Regions from separate parts of the Homo sapiens genome. Here region 1 is linked to region 2. A link is a loop called in an ENCODE intact Hi-C map of the cell type or tissue named here. Cell type or tissue: heart left ventricle. All regions are shown on one strand. Each heading gives the region's core, and the rest is flanking DNA. Links, peaks and the distances in the headings are about the cores only.

Region 1 (10,812 bases), core at 1,115-9,114, 270 kb after region 2:
TAGTAAATTTTAAAAGAATACGGCATTGACAATATTGTACATAAAAGACAAATATTATAAATAATTGTAAAAATGTAAAAAAATTATATTGTAAATTAAAAACAATATTGCCTGGGACTATGGTAGACGTTAAAGTCATCCTTAAAGACCCAAAAGTTGCAGGCACTGTGATCCCCATCAAGTGCCTACTTAATTCACCGGTCTGACCCTATAAAAACCAGATATGTCTTAAAGGATGATACTAGACTCCTGCTCATCTATAAACTGATTTACATTCCATAAAAATACCATGAGGTCTTTTTTTGATTGGTAGGCTATTAATTATTGCCTCAATTTCAGAGCCTGTTATTGGTCTATTCAGGGATTCAACTTCTTCCTGATTTAGTCTTGGGAGGGTGTATGTGTGCAGGAATTTATCCATTTCTTCTAGATTTTCTAGTTTATTTGCACAGAGGTATTTACAGTATTCTCTGATGGTAGTTTGTATTTCTGTGGGATCGGTGGTGATATCCCCTTTATCATTTTTTATTGCATCTGTTTGATTCTTCTCTCTTTTCTTCTTTATTAGACTTGCTAGTGGTCTATCAATTTTGTTGATCTTTTCAAAAAACCAGCTCCTGGATTCATTGATTTTTTGAAGGGTTTTTTGTGTTTCTATTTCCTTCAGTTCTGCTCTGATCTTAGTTATTTCTTGCCTTCTGCTAGCTTTTGAATGTGTTTGCTCTTGCTTCTCTAGTTCTTTTAATTGTGATGTTAGGGTGTCAATTTTAGATCTTTCCTGCTTTCTCTTGTGGGCATTTAGTGCTATAAATTTCCCTCTACACACTGCTTGAAATGTGTCCCAGAGATTCTGGTACGTTGTGTCTTTGTTCTCATTGGTTTCAAAAAACACCTTTATTTCTGCCTTCATTTCGTTATGTACCCAGTAGTCATTCAGGAGCAGGTTGTTCAGTTTCCATGTAGTTGAGTGGTTTTGAGTGAGTTTCTTAATCCTGAGTTCTAATTTGATTGCACTGTGGTCTGAGAGACAGTTTGTTATTTCTGTTCTTCTGCATTTGCTGAGGAGTGCTTTACTTCCAACTATGTGCTCAATTTTGGAATAAGTGCAATGTGGTGCTGAGAAGAATGTATATTCTGTTGATTTGTGGTGGAGAGTTCTGTAGATGTCTATTAGGTCCCCTTGGTGCAGAGGTGAAGTCCTGGATATCCTTGTTAACCTTCTGTCTCCTTGATCTGTCTAATGTTGACAGTGGGGTGTTAAAGTCTCCCATTATTATTGTGTGGGAGTCTAAGTCTCTTTGTAAGTCTCCAAGGACTTGCTTTATGAATCTGGGTGCTCCTGTATTGGGTGCATATATATTTAGGATAGTTAGCTCTTCTTGTTGAATTGATCCATTTACCATTATATAATGGCCTTGTCTCTTTTCATCTTTGTTGGTTTATATTCTGTTTTATCAGAGATAGGATTGCAACCCCTACCTTTTTTTGTTTTCCATTTGCTTGGTAGATCTTCCTCCCTCCCTTTATTTTGAGCCTATGTGTGCCTCTGCACATGAGATGGGTCTCCTGAATACAGCACACTGATGGGTCTTGACTCTTTATCCAATTTGCCAGTCTGTGTCTTTTAATTGGAGCATTTAGCCCATTTACATTTAAGGTTAATACTGTTATGTGGGAATTTGATCCTGTCATTATGATGTTAGCTGGTTACTTTGCTCGTTAGTTAATGCAGTTTCTTTCTAGCATTGATGGTCTTTACATTTTGGCATGTTTTTGCAGTGGCTGGTACTGGTTGTTCCTTTCTATGTTTAGTGCTTCCTTCAGGAGCTCTTGTAGGGCAGGCCTGGTGGTGACAAAGTCTCTCAGATTTGCTTGTCAGTAAAGGATTTTATTTTTCCTTCACTTATGAAGCTTAGTTTGGCTGGATGTAAAATTCTGGGTTGAAAATTCTTTTGTTTAAGAATGTTGAATATTGGCCCCCACTCTCTTCTGGCTTGTAGAGTTTCTGCCGAGAGATCTGCTGTTAGTTTGACGGGCTTCCCTTTGTGGGTAACCCGACCTTTCTCTCTGGCTGCCCTTAACATTTTTTCCTTCATTTCAACTTTGGTGAATCTCACAATTATGTGTCTTGGAGTTGCTCTTCTTGAGGAGTATTTTTGTGGTGTTCTCTGTATTTCCTGAATTTGAATGTTGGCCTGCCTTGCTAGGTTGGGGAAATTCTCTTGGATAATATCCTGCAGAGTGTTTTCCAACTTGGTTCCATTCCTCCCATCACTTTCAGGTACACTAATCAGACATAGATTTGGTCTTTTCACATACTCCCATATTTCTTGGAGGCTTTATTCATTTCTTTTTACTCTTTTTTCTCTAAACTTCTCTTCTCACTTCATTTCATTCGTTTGATCTTCAATCACTGATACCCTTTCTTCCAGTTGATCAAATCGGCTACTGAAGCTTGTGCATTTGTCACGTAGTTCTCGTGCCATCATTTTCAGCTCCATCAGATCATTTAAGGACTTCTCTACACTGGTTATTCCAGTTAGCCATTCATCTAATCTTTTTTCAAGGTTTTTAGCTTCTTTCTGATGGGTTCGAACTTCCTCTTTTAGCTCGGAGAAGTTTATCTCACACCCGTTAGAATGGCAATCATTAAAAAGTCAGGAAACAACAGGTGCTGGAGAGGAAGTGGAGAAACAGGAATACTTTTACACTGTTGGTGGGACTGTAAACTAGTTCAACCATTGTGGAAGACAGTGTGGTGATTCCTCAGGGATCTAGAACTAGAAATACCATTTGACCCAGCCATTCCATTACTGGGTATATACCCAAAGGATTATAAATCATGCTGCTATAAAGACACATGCACACGTATGTTTATTGCGGCACTATTCACAATAGCAAAGACTTGGAACCAACCCAAATGTCCATCAGTGATAGACTGGATTAAGAAAATGTGGCACATATACACCATGGAATACTATGCAGCCATAAAAAAGGATGAGTTCATGTCCTTTGTAGGGACATGGATGAAGCTGGAAACCAACATTCTGAGCAAATTATCGCAAGGACAGAAAACCAAACACTGCATGTTCTCACTCATAGGTGGGAATTGAACAAGGAGAACACTTGGACACAGGAAGGGAAACATCACACACTGGGGCCTGTCGTGGGGTGGGGGGATGGGGGAGGGATAGCATTAAGAGATATACCTAATGTAAATGACGAGTTAATGGGTGCAGAACACCAACATGGCATATGTATACATATGTAACAAACCTGCACGTTGTGCACATGTACCCTAGAACTTAAAGTATAATTAAAAAAAAGAAGAAAAAAAATACCATGAGGTAATTACTAATATTATCCTCATTTTACAGTTGCACTGAAACATAGGTAACTTGCCCAAAGTCACACAATTCAGTGGCAATGCCGGGGCCAGGAGGCACAAAAGCCTATATTATTAATCACACTTTCATATTGCGTTTCCATATAGGACTATCCTTCGGCTATGAAGTGGCAGTTTCTGATGTGTGACCTGTCAACATACACAACACATGCACATGCACATAGAAGATAATTTATCATCCAGAGAAAGTGCTCACATAACTTTCTTTGTGGTTGATGCCAGTGCTTCACTTCTTTACGGTGGGCCTAAATGGACACATACCACGAAGTTGTGTCCATAATCTTTTGTTTTCAGACGAAATAAACATTTGGTCATCATATTCATGTTACTGGCTCCAGGAAGATACTAGCTCAAACTAGAATCATAACACCAGCTTTGACTGGATTCCAGGGTAATCTTAACTTGTGGCCACTGCTATCAAGCTAGTTAATCCCCAGTAGTCTTTTGAGTCACGAAACATCCTTTCCAACCATTTCCTCCAACCACTTCCTGTATAAAATCAAAGTTCACGCCTGTAATCCCAGCACTTTGGGAAGCTGAGGTGGGCAGATCACAAGGTCAGGAGATCAAGGCCATCCTGGCTAACACGGTGAAACCCCGTCTCTACTAAAAACACAAAAAATTAGTCGTTCATGGTGGCACGTGCCTGTAGTCCCAGCTACTCGGGAGGCTGAGGCAGGGTAATCACTTGAATCCGGGAGGTGGAGGGTTGCAGTGAGCCAAGATCACGCCACTGCACTCCAGCCTGGGCAACAGAGCAAGACTCCATCTCAAAACAAACACACACCAAAGTTCAGGGTCAAACTGCCCTCTTGTGGTGAAATATTGCTATCTGTTTGGTCTTCAATACTTGCCCTTTGCATGTTAAGTTTTCAGTCTGTCTGGCATTGATTTTTTTTTTTTTTTTTTTGAGATGGAATTTCGCTCTTGTTGCCCAGGCTGGAGGGCAATGGCGCGTTCTTGGCTCACCACAACCGCCGCCTCCCGGGTTCAAGTGATTATCCTGCTTCAGCCTCGCCAGTAGCTGGGATTACAGGCATGCACCACCACACCCGGCTAATTTTGTACTTTTAGTAGAGACGGGGTTTCTCCATGTTGGTCAGGCTGGTCTCGAACTCCTGACCTCAGGTGATCTGCCACCTCGGCTTCCCAAAGTGCTGGGATTACAGGTGTGAGCCACTGCGCCTGGCCGTCATTGATTTTTTACTTTTTTTTTTTTTTTGAGATGGAATCTCGCTCTGTTGCCCAGGCTGGATGGAGTGCCAGGCGCATCATCTCGGCTCACGGCAGCCTCCGCCTCCAGGGATCAAGCGATTTTCCTGCCTCAGCCACCTGAGTAGCTTAGATTACAGGCACGTGCCACCACGTCTGGCTAATTTTTGTACTTTTAATAGAGATGGGGTTTCAACATGTTGGTCAGGCTGGTCTTGAACTCCTGACCTCATGATCCGCCCGCCTCAGCCTCCCAAAGTGCTGGGATTTTTAAAATATTTTTTATAACAGCTTTATTGAGGTATTATTCACATACCATGCTTTAAAAATATACAATTCAGTGGTTCTTAGTACATTCACAGAGTTGTGCAAACATCACATCTAATTCCAGAACATTTTGATCACTCCTCCCAAACTCCATAGGCATTGACTTTAATGTAATGGCATATAAATATATAGAAATACATATAGAAACCAATTATTCTAGCACCATTTCCATTCTTTCCCCAGGGACTGCAACATCATCTGTCATAAATCAACTTTTCATGTCTGTGTGAATTTGGTTTTGATCTCCCTATTGAGAGACTGGTGTACAGTATTTGTCTATCCCTGCACAAATTATTAAAGCAAGTTTTGCCATTCTGTTATCCTTCCTCATGAATATCTTGATTACTTTTGGCCCTAACTCATCAAGTTCCACAGAAATCCCAATTGGAATCTTAGTTAAAATTGTGTTGTCTATGGACCAGTTGAAGAAAACTGACACATTTATAATACTGACTCTGTTCCATAAAGATGGTATTACTTTCTACTTATTTTGTTTAAAAATGTTTTAAATGAAGCTTTATAATTTTTTTGTTATACGCATCCCTAGATATCTTACATTTTTGTTATATTCGTTGTATTCCTGAATCCTTATTATTTAATGTCACTGAAAATGTACTTTAAAAAAAAAACAACGTGTTTTTCTTACCATTTGTTGCTGGTATGTTACATATTGTTTTTTGGGAAGCCTATCCATGGAATCTTCTTGATTTTCTATGTAATTATATCATCTTTAAGTACTGAGAGTTTTCTTTCCTTTTTATCTTATAATTTTTATTTCTTTCATGCTTAGATGTGTTGGTGAGAATCACCAGCTTAAAGATGAGTAGATGTGGTGGTCTTAATAGGAAGCTCTGTCTTATTCCCAAGCTGAAAGGGAACAAGTTTGATCTTTCAGTAAGATGGTTACTACAGTTTTGTACATACCCTTTATATTTTAAAAATTCTTTGCTGTTTCTCCTCTGCCAAGAGTTTTTTCATAAATGGATTTTGAATATTATCAAATGCTTCTCGCAAATCAAGATAGATGATCATACTGATTCTGATTTTGATCTGTTAGAATGGCAAATTACATTACCATATTTGATCAAATCAAAGATTCTATAAATTTTAAAACACGTCATTATTTTATGTTTCAGCAAGGAAGAAAATAAAACAGCTGCCCTTTGAATATTCCAATTTGTAATATGTTTTTTTAAAAGGGCATCTCTAAATTGATAAAAATACAAAAAATACATTTTCTAAAGACAGAACTGCCATGCATTCCTGAGATTAAACATACATTTATTGTGATATATGCAATTGTTAATACCCACTGTCTCTAATTTGCTATTTTTCCATGTTTACTGAATGGGCAAAAACTGGAAGCATTCCCTTTGAAAACTGGCACAAGACAGGGATGCCCTCTCTCACCACTCCTATTCAACATAGTGTTGGAAGTTCTGGCCAGGGCAATTAGGCAGGATAAGGAAATAAAGGGTATTCAATTAGGAAAAGAGGAAGTCAAATTGTCCCTGTTTGCAGACGACATGACTGTATGTATAGAAAACCCCATTGTCTCAGCCCAAAATCTCCTTAAGCTGATAAGCAACTTCAGCAAAGTCTCAGGATACAAAATCAATGTACAAAAATCACAAGCATTCTTATACACCGATAACAGACAAACAGAGAGCCAAATCATGAGTGAACTCCCATTCACAATTGCTTCAAAGAGAATAAAATACTTAGGAATCCAACTTACAAGGGACGTGAAGGACCTCTTCAAGAAGAACTACAAACCACTGCTCAAGGAAATAAAAGAGGATACAAACAAATGGAAGAACATTCCATGCTCATCGGTAGGAAGAATCAATATTGTGAAAATGGCCATACTGCCCAAGGTAATTTATAGATTCAATGCCATCCCCATCAAGCTACCAATGCCTTTCTTCACAGAATTGGAAAAAAACTACTTTAAAGTTCATATGGAACCAAAAAGGAACCCACATCTCCAAGTCAATCCTAAGCCAAAAGAACAAAGCTGGAGGCATCACACTACCTGACTTCAAACTATACTACAAGGCTACAGTAACCAAAACAGCATGGTACTGGTACCAAAACAGAGATATAAATCAATGGAACAGAACAGAGGCCTCAGAAATAACGCCACATATCTACAACTATCTGATCTTTGACAAACCTGAGAAAAACAAGCAATGGGGAAAGGATTCCCTATTTAATAAACGGTGCTGGGAAAACTGGCTAGCCATATGTAGAAAGCTGAAACTGGATCCCTTCTTTACAGCTTATACAAAAATTAATTCAAGATGGATTAAAGACTTAAACGTTAGACCTAAAACCATAAAAACCCTAGAAGAAAACCTAGACATTACCATTCAGGACATAGGCATGGGCAAGGACTTCATGTCTGAAACACCAAAAGCAATGGCAATAAAAGCCAAAATTGACAAATGGGATCTAATTAAACTAAAGAGCTTCTGCACAGCAAAAGAAACTACCATCAGGGTGAACAGGCAACCTACAGAATGGGAGAAAATTTTCGCAACCTACTCATCTGACAAAGGGCTAATATCCAGAATCTACAGTGAACTCCAACAAATTTACAAGAAAAAACCAAACAACCCCATCAAAAAGTGGGCAAAGGATATGAACAGACACTTCTCAAAAGAAGACATTTATGCAGCCAAAAGACACTGAAAAAATGCTCATCATCACTGGCCATCAGAGAAATGCAAATCAAAACCACAATGGGATATCATCTCACACCAGTTAGAATGGCAATCATTAAGAAGTCAGGAAACAACAGGTGCTGGAGAGGATGTTGAGAAATAGGAATAGTTTTACACTATTGGTGGGACTGTAAACTAGTTTAACCATTGTGGAAGTCAGTGTGGTGATTCCTCAGGGATCTAGAACTACAAATACCATTTGACCCAGCCATCCCACTACTGGGTATACACCCAAAGGACTATAAATCATGCTGCTATAAAGACACATGCACACGTATGTCTATTGCGGCACTATTCACAATAGCAAAGACTTGGAACTAACCCAAATGTCCAACAATGATAGACTGGATTAAGAAAATGTGGCACATATACACCATGGAATACTATGCAGCCATAAACAATGATGAGTTCATGTCCTTTGTAGGGACATGGATGAAATTGGAAATCATCATTCTCAGCAAACTATGGCAAGGACAAAAAACCAAACACCGCATGTTCTCACTCATAGATGGGAATTCAACAGTGAGAACACATGGACACAGGAAGGGGAACATCACACTCTGGGGACTGTTGTGGGGTGGGGGGAGGGGGGAGGGATAGCATTAGGAGATATACCTAATGCTAAATGACGAGTTAACGGGTGCAGCACACCAGCATGGCACATGTATACATATGTAACTAACCTGCACATTGTGCACATGTACCCTAAAACTTAAAGTATAATTAAAAAAAAAAGAAATAACAAATCACCTTAATCCAAAAAAAAAAAAAGAGATTTAGTTATTTTTAATTTTGGTACTGTTACTGTAAAATTTTGACAAGAGCTTTATACTTTCTGTATAAAACTGGAATTCAAAGAAACCGCATATTTAGCAAAACTCACAACTCACTATTCTCATTAATAAAACTCTCTAGGCTTGGTGGCTAGAAGGTTTTATTACTGCCTGTTGTTTTTATTTTGTTTGAGACAGGGTCTGTCAACAAGTCTGTCACCAGGCTGGTGTGTGGTGTCATGATCATGGCTCACCGCAGCCTGTACCTCCCAGGCTTAAGCGATCCTCCCAACTGAGTAGCTGGAACTTCAGGCATGCACTACCAAACCGGGCTAATTAAGAGTTTTGACAGCTGGGCGCAGTTGCTCACGCCTGTAATCCCAGCACTTAGGGAGGCCAGGGGCAGGCGGAGCACCTAAGGTCAGGAATTCAAGACTAGCCTGGTAAACATGGTAAAACCCTGTCTCTACGAAAAATACAAAAATTAGCCAGGCGTGGTGACAGGTGCCTGTAATCCCAGCTACTCAGGAGGCTGAGGCATAAGAAGCACTTGGACCCGGGAGACGGAGGTTGCAGTGAGCCGAGATCACGCCACCGCACTCCAGCCCGGGCGACAAGCGCGAAACTCCGTTTCCAAAAAAGAGTTTTGACTATTGAGTCAAATCGGGTGTGGTGGCTCATGCATGTAATCCCAGCACTTTGGGAGGTCGAAATGGGCAGATCGGTTGAGCCCAGGAGTTTGAGATAAGCCTGGGCAACACTGCAAAACCCCATCTCTACTAAAAATACAAAAATTAGCTGGTGGAATAAGCCTGCCATCCCAGCTACTCGGGAGGCTGAGGTGGGAGGATAGCTTGAGCCCAGGAGGTCAACACTGCAATGAACTGTGATTGTGTCACTGCACTGCAGCCTGGAAGACAAGAGTGAGACCTTGTTTATCTATTTAAATTTATTAAATTATGTATTAAACTTTTTTTTTGAGACGGAGTTTTGCCCTTGTTGCCCAGGCTGGAGTGCAATGGCGTGATCTCGGCTCACTGCAACCTCCGCCTCCCAGGCTGTACCGATTCTCCTGCCTTAGCCTCCCGAGTAGCTGGGATTGGATTACAGGCGCCCACCACCATGCCTGGCTAATTTTTTGTATTTTTAGTAGAGACGGGGTTTCTCCATGTTGGCCAGGCTGGTCTTGAACACCTGACCTCAGGTGATCCACCCACCTTTGCCTCCCAAAGTGCTGGGACTACAGGTGTGAGTCACTGCGTTAGCCAAATTTAAACTTTTTTTGAAGTTTAAAGGATTAAGTTTGAAGGATTTAAAGGACCATTTAAATTTTAAATACATTCAATCAATAGTCAAAACTCTTTTTTCAGCCATACTCTTTTTGAATCTCAACTTTGGGCTTTGTTTTTTCTACAGTATGGTTGTTTTCTTAATTTCTGCTGTTACCTTTATTATTTCTTTCTTTCTCTTTCAGTTAGATACTTAGCTTGTTAATTTTCAACTTTTTATCCTAATACAAGCAAGAAAGGTAATACTTGCATTTTCTCCTACATGCTGTCTTGGCCGAATACCACAAGTTTCTATGCATAGTTTGTTTTCATTACATTCTGAATTATGCTCTAATCTTTCTGATTTCTTCTTTTGACTCCTGAGTTTTATCTCTTAGTATTGGATTTTTACTATTCATCTTTATTAATTTTATCCTGAATTGCACACAAGGTGATCTGAAACAGATTTCTTACCTCACAGTAAATGAGTGCCTCTGCTCTTTTTGCCCCAACCTTACCCCTGGGGCTATCAATGAGAGTCCATGAGATTTTTTTCCTACCCAAGTGAATGAGGTCAAGTAAAACAAACAAAAATCCAGACTAGGTATAGAATGACTCTATTTGAAATGATTATTAAAATAGTGCTATGCTCTGAATGCTTGTATCCCTCCCAACCCCACAAATTTGTACGTTGAAATCCTAACATACGAATGATGATGGGTCGAGCCTTTGAAAAATGACTAGGTCAAGAAGGTAAAGGCCTCATGAGTGGGATTAGTACCTCTAAAGAGGCCCAAGAGTTTCCCTTGCTTCTTCTACCATGTGAGGACAGTGAGAAGGTGCCCCCACCAGACACCAGACCTGCCAGCACTTTGATCTTTGACTTCCCGGGCTTCAGAACTGTGGGAAGTAAATTTATATTGTCTATAAGCTATCAGCTTATGGTATTTTGCTATATATAGCAGCCTGAATGGGTGAATACAAACAGGGAGAGAGGAACTATTGCAATAGGGTCAGGGAGACTATTGCAATAAGGAGAATGCTTCAAAGGTAAGATCTGCAAGCATCTCAAAGATCAGATAGAAATAGGCTTTTCTCTT
Region 2 (10,812 bases), core at 826-8,825:
GTGAAACCCCGTCTCTACTAAACATACAAAAAATTAGCCAGGCATGGTGGCACACACCAGTAGTCCCGGCTACTCAGGAGGCTGAGGCAGGAGAATCGCTTGAACCCGGGAGGCGGAGGTTGCAGTGAGCCGAGATTGCGTCACTGCACTCCAGCTTGGTGACAGAACGAGACTCCATCTCAAAAAAAAAAAGAGTAAGCAATGCCCTGTAAATTGGTACAGCAAACCTAAGCTTGGCTAAAAATAGCAAACTATTTTTAATTGTTAAACAAAGGTCCCAGCTTGATCATTATTTGGTGTTTTTTAAAGAAATAGTAACAATTATAGTAACTTTATGTTATATTATTGTTATAATATAAAACCTCTACCATATCTATAAATGTTAGCTAAAGCAAATTTGTGTAACTTTTGGGGATTTTGCCACTGATTTCTCGGACACATAATTACTAGAGATACTATCATGTGAAAATGTTATAGACTGGAAAATTTTATAAACTGGATAATTTATGGGGTTGGTATAACTGGTCAGTTTGCAGATGCTTTTGCATTAATATATTTATACACTTTTTCCAAAGATTAATAAGATTTGATTTATGCTTTTGCTATTTTCATTGTGCAACGTTAAAAACTCTGGTCCAAAGCACATGAGAACATACATTTGTAAACCTTTCTATGATAATAAAATATGATCTGCTTAAAGTGTCATATTTGGAATTACTCCTAGTGCAGTAAATATTCTGAGATCAAAGCGTAAGAGTTGAGGAGTAAGAACTTGTCTTCTGGCATGAAAATACTTTATAATTTCTATGGATCTGTTTCATTAAGTGAAAAGTGGTAGCAAGAGTGCCTACCTATTACCTTTCATGAAGCAATTTAAGGTGGTAAGGAAAAGCCCTAAACTTTGGTGTTGCATCTGGTGTGTAAGGAAAACAACTACAACATAAACATGGCTTGATTATTTTTAAATGGTTTAAAGCCAAATTACAGGATCCCTTTCCAAAACAGGATCCAAAGGTTGGAAAGTATGACCTATAGTAATCTGGTAGAACAACAGTGAGGAGATCAGTTGGTATTTAATTTTGTGGGGGTGGTTTGCATTAAAATAAATGTGATAAAAGTTAAAATATTGATGTATTAGAATTGAGTAGAAAAAAGCTTTCTAAAACAAAATCCAGTGGTAACAAATGCAAATTAATTTATACAGGGGTAAAAAACAACCCCAAAATGCAAAGGCAACTAGACGTTAGGCTACGGAGAGATTTCCGCCCCCCACCTCCCCACAGGAAAGAGCAGTGGTCCAGAGGCTCCTTAACTTCCCACAAAATATTGTAGACCAAGGGCTGTCCAGTACAGATGTAACACAAGTCATGTATGTAATTTTTAAATTTTCTAGAAGCCACATACAGAATGAAATTATTTTTAATAATACAGTTTATGTAACCTAATATATCCGAATATTATCACCTTAGTATGTAATCAATATAAAAATCATTGAAATATTTTATTTATTTATTTATTTATTTTTGCACCAAGCCTTATTTGCTGGATATCCCAATTTGTGCCCAGTAGCCACATGTGGCTGGCTGGTATCTACACTACAGCTGGAACTAACTGCTTCCTTCTGTCCTTCCTATTATACCCTAGTAGGACTAATCCCATTATGGCTAAGTTAGATTCCTGTTGCCCTCCCTGTCTCTGAGGCTATGCATCTTTACCCACGTCCTTATTGCCATCATTATCTTTCTTTTTTCTTCCTTTTTGTGGAGAATGGGGTCTTGCTATATTCCCATCATTATCTATAGTTCTCTAATCCAACTCAGTATCTCAACCTTCCTTGCCTTCCACACCTCTTCCCTCTGGGGAATCATAGCCTGTCATCAACAAAATCCCCTATAACCCTGTCTCCTGATGGTTCCTATTACCTTCTTAACCTAACTGAAACTAGGGTGAAAAATCACCCAGCTATGCCAATGGGTTTCACTTTAAATTCATGACTGCAAATCTCAATGAGCCTTCAACTGCATTTCCTTAGCAGGTCTGCTTTCCCGCACCTGAAAATGACCATTTCACAATTTCTCTCCTTAAATATTCAAAAAGCCATCCCTCCTTTACTCGAAGCCACCCCTTGTAACTGCATTAAGGCACAGGAAACATGCAGAGAGCCCAGAATATTTACAAGGTTACAGATTTTAGAAATATGTAAAATCAGCAAATTTCCAGGAGACTAGTTTTGATTATCTGATATGTGACAGGGATTCTGGGAGCTGAGAACTGTCCTTTATTTTCATTGTAGTCAGAAAAGGAGGTATTTCAGAAGGTATGTACTGAATGTTCATGCATCTACAAAATTCATAGAGTAAAGCTTTAATCTCCAATGAGGCTGTATTTGGAGATGGACCCTTAGGGAATTAATTAAGGTTAATTAATGAGGTCATAAGGGTGGAATTAATGTCCTTATAAGAAGAGACACCAGAGAGTTCTCACAGGAGTGTGTGTCCCCGCACACACCAAGGAAAGGCCATGTGAAAACTTAGTGAGAAGGTGGCCATCTGCAAGCCAGGAAGAGAGGCCTCACCAGAAACCAAAACCTGCCCAAACTTTCATTTTTGACTTGTAGCCTCCAGAACTATGAGAAAATAAGTTTCTGTTGTTTAAGCTAACCAGCCTGTTGTGTTCTGTTATGGAAGTCTAAGCAGACATACATAGATTATAAATTTAGAAGAAACCTTAAAAGAACTGAGAAACACTAAAACAGGCTACCAAAAAATTAATAGCTTATGTAGTAAGATGTGTAAACTGCTTCTTAAAAATTCTAATATAAACACTCTTAACACTGCGTCAGTGGATGCTCCTTTATATTACATGTGTTAAAGAACTCATACCTGCTCTTTTTCAAGCATATCAGACTTTCTCAATATCTTCATTGCATAGATATGGCCTGTATCTTTCTTCTGGACCAACCGCACCTAAAAGATAAAAAACATATATTATAAAACAGTCACTACTATTTGTTCAGGAAAGAAAAGTAACTTCCCTTAAAGAAAGCAGGAATTTGCCAGTGTTGGTATTTCAGGAATTTTATATATATATATCTATATATTTTTATATCTATATATTTTTATATATGTTATATATATATTTATATATATTTTATATATATTAATATATATTTATATATATTTATATATTTACATTTATATATATTTATATTTATATATATTTTTTTATATATACATACAAACACATATATATATTTTTTTGAGAGAGCGTTTCACTCATGTTGCCCAGGCTGGAGTGCAATGGTGGGATCTCAGCTCACTGCAACTTCTGCCTCCTGGGCTCAAGCGATTCTCCTGCCTCAGCCTCCCAAGTAGCTGGGATTACAGGTGCCCACCACCACGCCCAGCTAATTTTTGTATTTTTATAGAGACGGGGTTTCACTGGCCAGGCTGGTCTCGAACTCCTGACCTCAGGCGATCCACCCGCCTCGGCCTCCCAAAGTATTGGGATTACAGGCGTGAGCCACCGCACCCAGCCAGGAATTATATTTTAACACATATTTTAAATTATCTTAAGATATATATTTGCAGCAGTAGTGACTTTTAAAAAGAAGCACACCTCTCCAAAAGCTCCTCTTCCTATAACTTTCAGAGACTCAAAGTCATCCAAGCCAAGTCTGGTCCTTTTGAGCCGTAAGAACTCTGTTTCTTTGCGAGCGTGTTGTGATCGACGTAACTTTTTCTATTAAAAAAAAACAATTTAAACGGATGATTTTATAATTAGGTTGTTTTGATGGAGCTTCTAGTATTAAAAGATGATACACGTAAAAATAAATGATAGCACTAATATGTAATATACTATTAGGCTAAAACAATTTAAAGAAAACTTTCTAAAATTTTTAACAACTGATAAATCTTTACTTTTGAGGTGGACTCCATTAAATATGTAATTCAGTCCATCATATTTGTCTATATATATATATATGTATAACTTATTCTTTCATCTATATGGTAACAATTCCATAAATAAAAATTAAATGTTAGTAAATGTTAATGGTATTCTGATACTGATTTTTATTCTGTCAGGAAATCTGCTTTGCTTCAATTCCTTAATTTCCAAGGTTGCTCTTTCACAACTACTGAGACTTGTGACAATAAAATAACAACATAATGGTAGTGTTTCCAAAGAGATTTACTTGTGGTAGAATTTACTCTTGGGCAAATTTTAATAAACTGCTTGAGACCTGGCATAGAACTTCCTGAAAATATAAAATTGCAAAAACAATTACAAGAAGAAGTCATTAAAATATCCAAGTTGGTAATTTCATAACTGATTCTACAAAGACCACAAAAAATAACTTCCATTAATAAGCAATACTGTGAAATACCTGCAGGTTACATTTGGAACAGGTATTTATTTTATTGTTCTAAACTTCATTTTTCACCCTCACCAATCAAAATTCTGTTTTTGGACATAGTTAGCTCCTAGTAGAGGAAACACTAAGTGGAAAAGAAACAATATCAGTGAAAAAATTTAACTCCTGTTCATCTTCAACTGAATCCTGCCAAGCTTTTAGTGGTTCAGTTTGGAGGGACAGACAAATCAAAATGAAAGTAACAGCTTAGAAACATTGCTTCTAAATGCAGCTCATGGTATAGCCTCTCCCTACTCCTGTATATATCTGTTTTTAAAAGGGTTAGGTGAACTATTAATTAGAAATATGTATGTAAACATGTATTATCAATGCAATGGAATTCTGATACTTCTAACAAAGTTAATCTAAGAAGATGAAATCAAGAAATGTCTTCAAACAGCTAAATGAAGTTATACACTAAGGCACACCAATGGTGTAAATTATGACAGTAATGAAGATAAAAATCAAGTACACAAATTAACAGGCTTTGCCTAATGTCTTTTTTTAATGTCTTTAATGTCTTTTTTTAAATGTCTTTTTCCACATCTGATATTGATTATAAAATACAATGGTACTATGGAAAAAGTAAGCAAACAACAATGAAAGATTATTTTTTTCAGTAAGAAGTGAGGCGATAAGCCGGGTGTGGTGGCTCACGCCTATAATCCCAGCACTTTGGGAGGCCGAGGTGGATGGATCATGAAGTCAGGAGATCGAGACCATCCTGGCCAACATGGTAAAACCCCGTCTCTACTAAAAATACAAAAATTAGCCGGGCGTGGTGGCATGCACCTGTACTCAGGAGGCTGAGGCAGGAGAATCACTTGAACCCGGGAGGCAGAGGTTGCAGTGAGCTGAGATCCCATTGCACTCCAGCCTGGGTGACAAGACCGAAACTCCATCTCAAATATATGTGTGTGTGTGTGTGTGTGTGTGTGTGTGTGTGTGTGTTTATAAAATTCCTGAAATACCAACACTGGCAAATTCCTGCTTTCTTTAAGGGAAGCTACTTAAATATCAGTTTTAACGGAGCTAAAATTACATTGATATAATTAAGAAAACAAATGTGGCCTGAAACAATAGTGAAGACTATTTTTTGCTGCTTTTTACCTAAATGCAATGACAAATACCCTTTTTTGCACATAGGTGTTCAAAAATACCTTTTGAATAATAAAAAAATAAATTACTAGTAAAACAAAAGAGAGCTCTAAAAAGTATCTGATTTTAAATTTTAAGACTAATTTTTAAAAGGCCACTTGGTGGCACTATAGTATCATGTCCTTTAAGGAAGTAGTGAGGAGGGTTTTTTTTTAATTACATAAAAGAATAAGAATTTTGAAAGTATTTTGAATCTCTCCCTTTATAGATTATAAAACAGTACAGTTGGATATAGTTGCAGAAATCCTGCTTAATCTGAATGGAAAAGATGACATCACTATACACAGTTTCATAAATTGTCTAGTAGTTTGTATAATGCAGCACTCACACAATTTATGTGGTTTTGGGCCCAGCCATTTAATAGCAAAAAGAGAGAGTCACAAGTGTATGGAACACATAATTCTATAAAAATGAGCATCACCTATAACATTGTTACATTAGTTAAAAAAAATTGATTCCATGATTTTAGTCTTAGAATCAGTGTTGCAGTCCAGAGGTAGCTGAATCAAATTCATGTTAAAAAAAAAATTGGTGAAAAAGCCTGTTGATATATCTACTCACAACCTGTATAGATTAAGTAGCCTTGAAAGACAAACAGTATCCTTGTGGTAATTGCATCCTTTCCTCTTCAAAGAAGACAATAAAAATCTGTGGACAGCTTAACATTTCACGACTCTCTTTTATAGCTTGAACTTGCCTATTTAGTTTTTCATTAGAGTAAATAACATTCCATGTTGGATGGGATTTTCTTAAGTGAGATGAAACTAGAAAGTGCTTTTCTTCCTTTCTCCATTCCTTTTTATATAGGTGTTCCTCAAACTCTCCATCTGTAGGGTGGCCAGTATTTGTATAAGACAGACAGTGCATACAAAATTTTTCAGATGAAAAGGGTTCAGCTAGCAACTTTATCTATTTTATTTTTATGAGACAATTTTATTTTTTATCAAACCCACCCCATATAAAGATGCTGTAACATACTTTATATTAAGGTTGAGAGAGCTTGTCTATTTTACAGAATTTGATATAATCCAGGCTCTAGCATGGAGCCTAATAATAAGCACCTGTGGAATTAAAAACATTTTTTAGAGAAAAACATTAGAAGTTTTATAAACTGGTATTATGGGCCACTGACTATTTTTTATGGAAAAATCATCTCCTATTTTCTACAAGTTATTCAGAAAAATTAGAGAAAATAGCTGTAAATGTAGTCAGTACTTGCTGATGCAGACCAGAAGTTGCAAACAGGAAGCTACAAACTATATTCAACCTACAGATATATTTGATTTGGACTGCAAGTTGTTTTTCAAAAGCAGGTGATTGGTTATTCTGCAAAAAAAGTCCAGATTACTAGCTTCTCTGGAAAAACAGGGCCTTGGCCACAGGGGCCAATGGTAGCAATCCTCTTTAGATGAGCCTTGGTTCCCTAATTTGTCAGTCCCCACCACTGATGCGAGTCCCTAGGAGGCATGTCCACATGGGCTGGGACTCTTATTACAGCAATGTGAAAAGTGGCATGTCTTTGCCAACAGATAAACTGTAAGGATCAATATTTAAGAAAATAATATTTTTTAAAAAGGAAAAATATTAATCTATTTCTTTGTGGAAGCAAAAAAAAAATCATATAAGTTGAATATGTAAACAAAGTATATCTGGATCAAAAGAATATAACCCTAGATGCCACTATGAAACCAACCTGGCCAGCTTATCTCACTTCCGTTGCCTGCTTAGTGTTTGGGCATCTGTTTTTGCAGTCTCTTCCCCTACACTTCAAATTAAGATCTTATGTTTAAGATTTCTATATCAATATAATGATGTATAATATATAAATGCAATTATATGGTTATTAATTATAAGAAATTTATAATTCTAACTTTAAAATGAGGAAAGATATGCTCAGTCTTATTTTTTCTCTATAGATTGGAATACAGATTTAAATCACTACCTTTCTCACTAAAATTTAAAGGACATAAATGAGCTTTTAAAATATTAATGACATGTAAATAATGATAGATAATTTTAAATGTAAAAACATCTGAGTTTTCTAGATTGAGTCAACTGATTAACAAAGTTACCACCTTTAGTATAAGTCATAAAATATTGTATTTGATTTAAACATTGCAACTATAAGGAACAGCTACAGTCCTAGGAAAGGTACAGGGAAGATTAGATACTGATTTGATTTCAATTAATCATTTGATGATGGTCTACTCTTTAAATATAGAAACTCTTTTTTTTTTTTTTTTTTTTTTGAGACAGACTCTCACCCTGTCACCCAGGCTGGAGTGCAATGGCATGATCTCAGCTCACTGCAGCCTCTGCCTTCTGAGCTCAAGTGATCCTCCCACCTGAGCCTCCTGAGTAGCTGGGACTACACACACAGGACACCATGCTTAATTTTTAAAATTTTTTGTAGAGACCAGGTCTTACTATATTTCCCAGGCTGATCTTGAACTCCTGGGCTCAAGTGATCCTCCCATCTTGGCCTCCCAAAGTGCTGGGATTACAGGTGTGTGCCACTGCACTCAGCATGTTAAACTAATTAATCTGGGTTGTGACTCCCTATTGCCTAGTACTAAAGTATACCTTTTTTAGTAAACTATTCTAAACCTAGCTTTCCATGGTGTGCTATCAACTTACCTCACTATTTCCTTTTATTGCACCCTTTATAGCTCAAATGTAAACTCATTATTCTGTACATGTATTCATTATTTTGTATACATCCCTTACCTCTAATGTAAATTCTACCCATTCTTTACAATTCAAATCAATTATTACTTCTTCTATGAAACATTTTCTGATCCTCTGAATTAGAGGAAAAATCTTCTCTATATTTTCAACGTTCACCACATTCTATCATGCGTACATATTTTTACACACACACACTCACTCACTCTCCCTCTCCTAATCTAAAACTCCTTGAGGGCAAAAGCCATTATTTGTTTATTCACCAAATATTTATTCTAGCTCTCTGCCAGACAGCTGTGGAGATGTAATGCTCAACAAGATGTTACAGTGTCTAGTCTTTGGGAAGACTGTATTTTAAGGCTCCCATGGGGACAGGAACAGTAGAATACAGAAGGTACCTTGAGAGGTTAAGGAAGATTTCCCAGTGGAAGTGATGCCTGAAGTGAGGCCTAAAGCTGCTGCTTTGCCCAGGCTGGAGTGAAGTGACATGATCATAGCTCATGGCAACCTCAAACTCTCAGGCTCAGGTGATCCTCCCACTTCAATCCTACCAAGTAGCTAGGACTACAGGCACGTACCACCATGCCCAGCTACTAAAGATTCTTGAAGAATAATGGGAGTTGGGTAGGAGTGAGGAAGAGTTCCAAGCAGCAGAAAGAGCATGTGAAAAGGTCCACAGGCAAGACAGGGGACATCAAAGAAATTCATACTTGTCAGCGTCGGGGGCGGGTGACAAGAGATGAGGCTAGAGAGAGATAAGCAGAGGCCAAGTAGTGAAGGTATACCAATTTTTTTTTTTTTTTTTTTTTTAAGACGGAGTCTTGCTCTGTCGCCCAGGCTGGAGTGCAGTGGCGCGATCTCGGCTCACTGCAAGCTCTGCCTCCCGGGTTCACACCATTCTCCTGCCTCAGCCTCCTGAGTAGCTGGGACTACAGGCGCCTGCCACCGCTCCTGGCTAATTTTTTTTTTTGTATTTTTAGCAGTGACGGGGTTTCACCGTGGTCTCGATCTCCTGACCTCGTGATCCACCCGCCTCAGCCTCCCAAAGTGCTGGGATTACAGGTGTGAGCTACCGCGCCCGGCCCAGGTATACCAATGTTAAAGAGCTTGCCCATATCCCGAGATAAGGGAGCCAGTGAAGGGTTATTAAGCAAAAGAGTAAGATGATCAAATCTATTTTTAGACCAATTACTCTAGCTGCAGTATGCAGAAAAACTGGGGGTGGGAAATGGGGAGACCAGTTGGGGACAGTTATTTTTCAGGTTAAAATATATGGTAGTTTAAACCAGGGTAATAGCACTGAACTAGAGAAATAGATAGCTTTAAAAGAATATTTAGAAAAAATTTTAGAAAAGCTAACGATTGATTAATTCCTCCCGGAGCTTGCCTTTCTCATTCCACACACCTAAAATACACTTGGCAATGTTCTCTTAAATACGTGTTCTTGGAATTTAAGAAAAAAACAAAACTGCCTCCTTCTAAAGATATCAATAAAAGATATCCATGACAGCAACAAAGAAGCCCATATTCAAATGATAAAATCCACATTATTTAAGTTATAAAATACCTGATGTCAAATGAATGAAAAGTCACTGGGGGTGCTTTTGTACAGTAATTATAGGTAATTACATTACCTCTTCATCTGCTAATCCTTCTTCTTCCATGGCCACTTCTAATTTCTTCTGCCTTTTCAAAGGAAAAAAAAATTAAATTTTAAATACATTCCTAACTATTTCCACTTAAGAAATATACATTTATTTATTCAGGTTAACCACTTCAGCTTGCTAGGCTAAAAAAAAAAAAACTTTCAAGTTGGATCAACATAATCACTAAGAATAGTTTTCTTTCTCAAAAAACAAACCCAGATTTTGCTTTCTCATACTGGCCAAATGAATAATTTACTTCTAAGGCTTACTTCACGCTCCTGCCTAAATGAAATGTTGGCAATGACTGATGTTCTAATATGGAAAACTCTGCTACTTAATGTTCAATCTACCAATATCATTAATATTTCCCAATGCTTATATTAGAAATATAAAAAGATAACTATACTGACTAAAAGTATAAAATTTTAAGGTAAATATCCCTGGTTCTAACACTTATTAGCTAAATGAGCTTGGCTAAGTCCCTCACTGAAACTCTAAGCTCAGTTTTCCTTAACTTATGAAGGAAAAATGTTCAATGCAATTGCATTTATTTTATTGTATTAAAATTATTTGAAAATTGGAAAGTCATATATGTGTGTTTTTAAAAACCCACCAGCGGCCGGGTGCGGTGGCTCACGCCTGTAATCCTAGCACTTTGGGAGGCCGAGGTGGGCGGATCACGAGGTCAGGAGATCGAGACCATCTTGGCTAACACTGTGAAACCCCGTGTCTACTAAAAATACAAAAAAAATTAGCCGAGCATGGTGGCTGGCGCCTGTAGTCCCAGTTACTTGGGAGGCTGAGGCAGGAGAATTGCTTGAACCTGGGAGGCGGAGGTTGCAGTGAGCCAAGATCGTGCCACTGCACTCCAGCATGGGCGACAGAGTGAGACTCTGTCTCTAAATAAAT

What was found. A loop is a pair of places that touch in the nucleus more often than their neighbours do. Peaks named below come from ENCODE experiments on the same cell type or tissue, not always from the same donor. Only the 100,000 strongest peaks of a DNase experiment are listed, where the experiment ranks them.
Region 1: it touches region 2 in a loop (6-fold over the local background); 47 of 110 quality-filtered maps call a loop at or near these places.

What each region holds. Positions count from the first base shown.
Region 1 is chr12:27,033,034-27,043,845 of GRCh38, reverse strand. It overlaps a transcript of MED21 not described here. Among named protein-coding and RNA genes, the nearest start is that of MED21, 16 kb to the right of the region's middle. In heart left ventricle, for the core only: a CTCF peak has its summit at 4,211 (motif pointing left); no DNase peak of the experiment used is centred there.
Region 2 is chr12:27,301,268-27,312,079 of GRCh38, reverse strand. STK38L (serine/threonine kinase 38 like) reads right to left here. Exons shown (of 14, transcript NM_015000.4): 3 at 9,892-9,943; 4 at 3,619-3,741; 5 at 2,883-2,966. Among named protein-coding and RNA genes, the nearest start is that of BMAL2, 26 kb to the left of the region's middle. In heart left ventricle, for the core only: a CTCF peak has its summit at 5,672 (motif pointing right); no DNase peak of the experiment used is centred there; H3K27ac peaks cover 749 bases.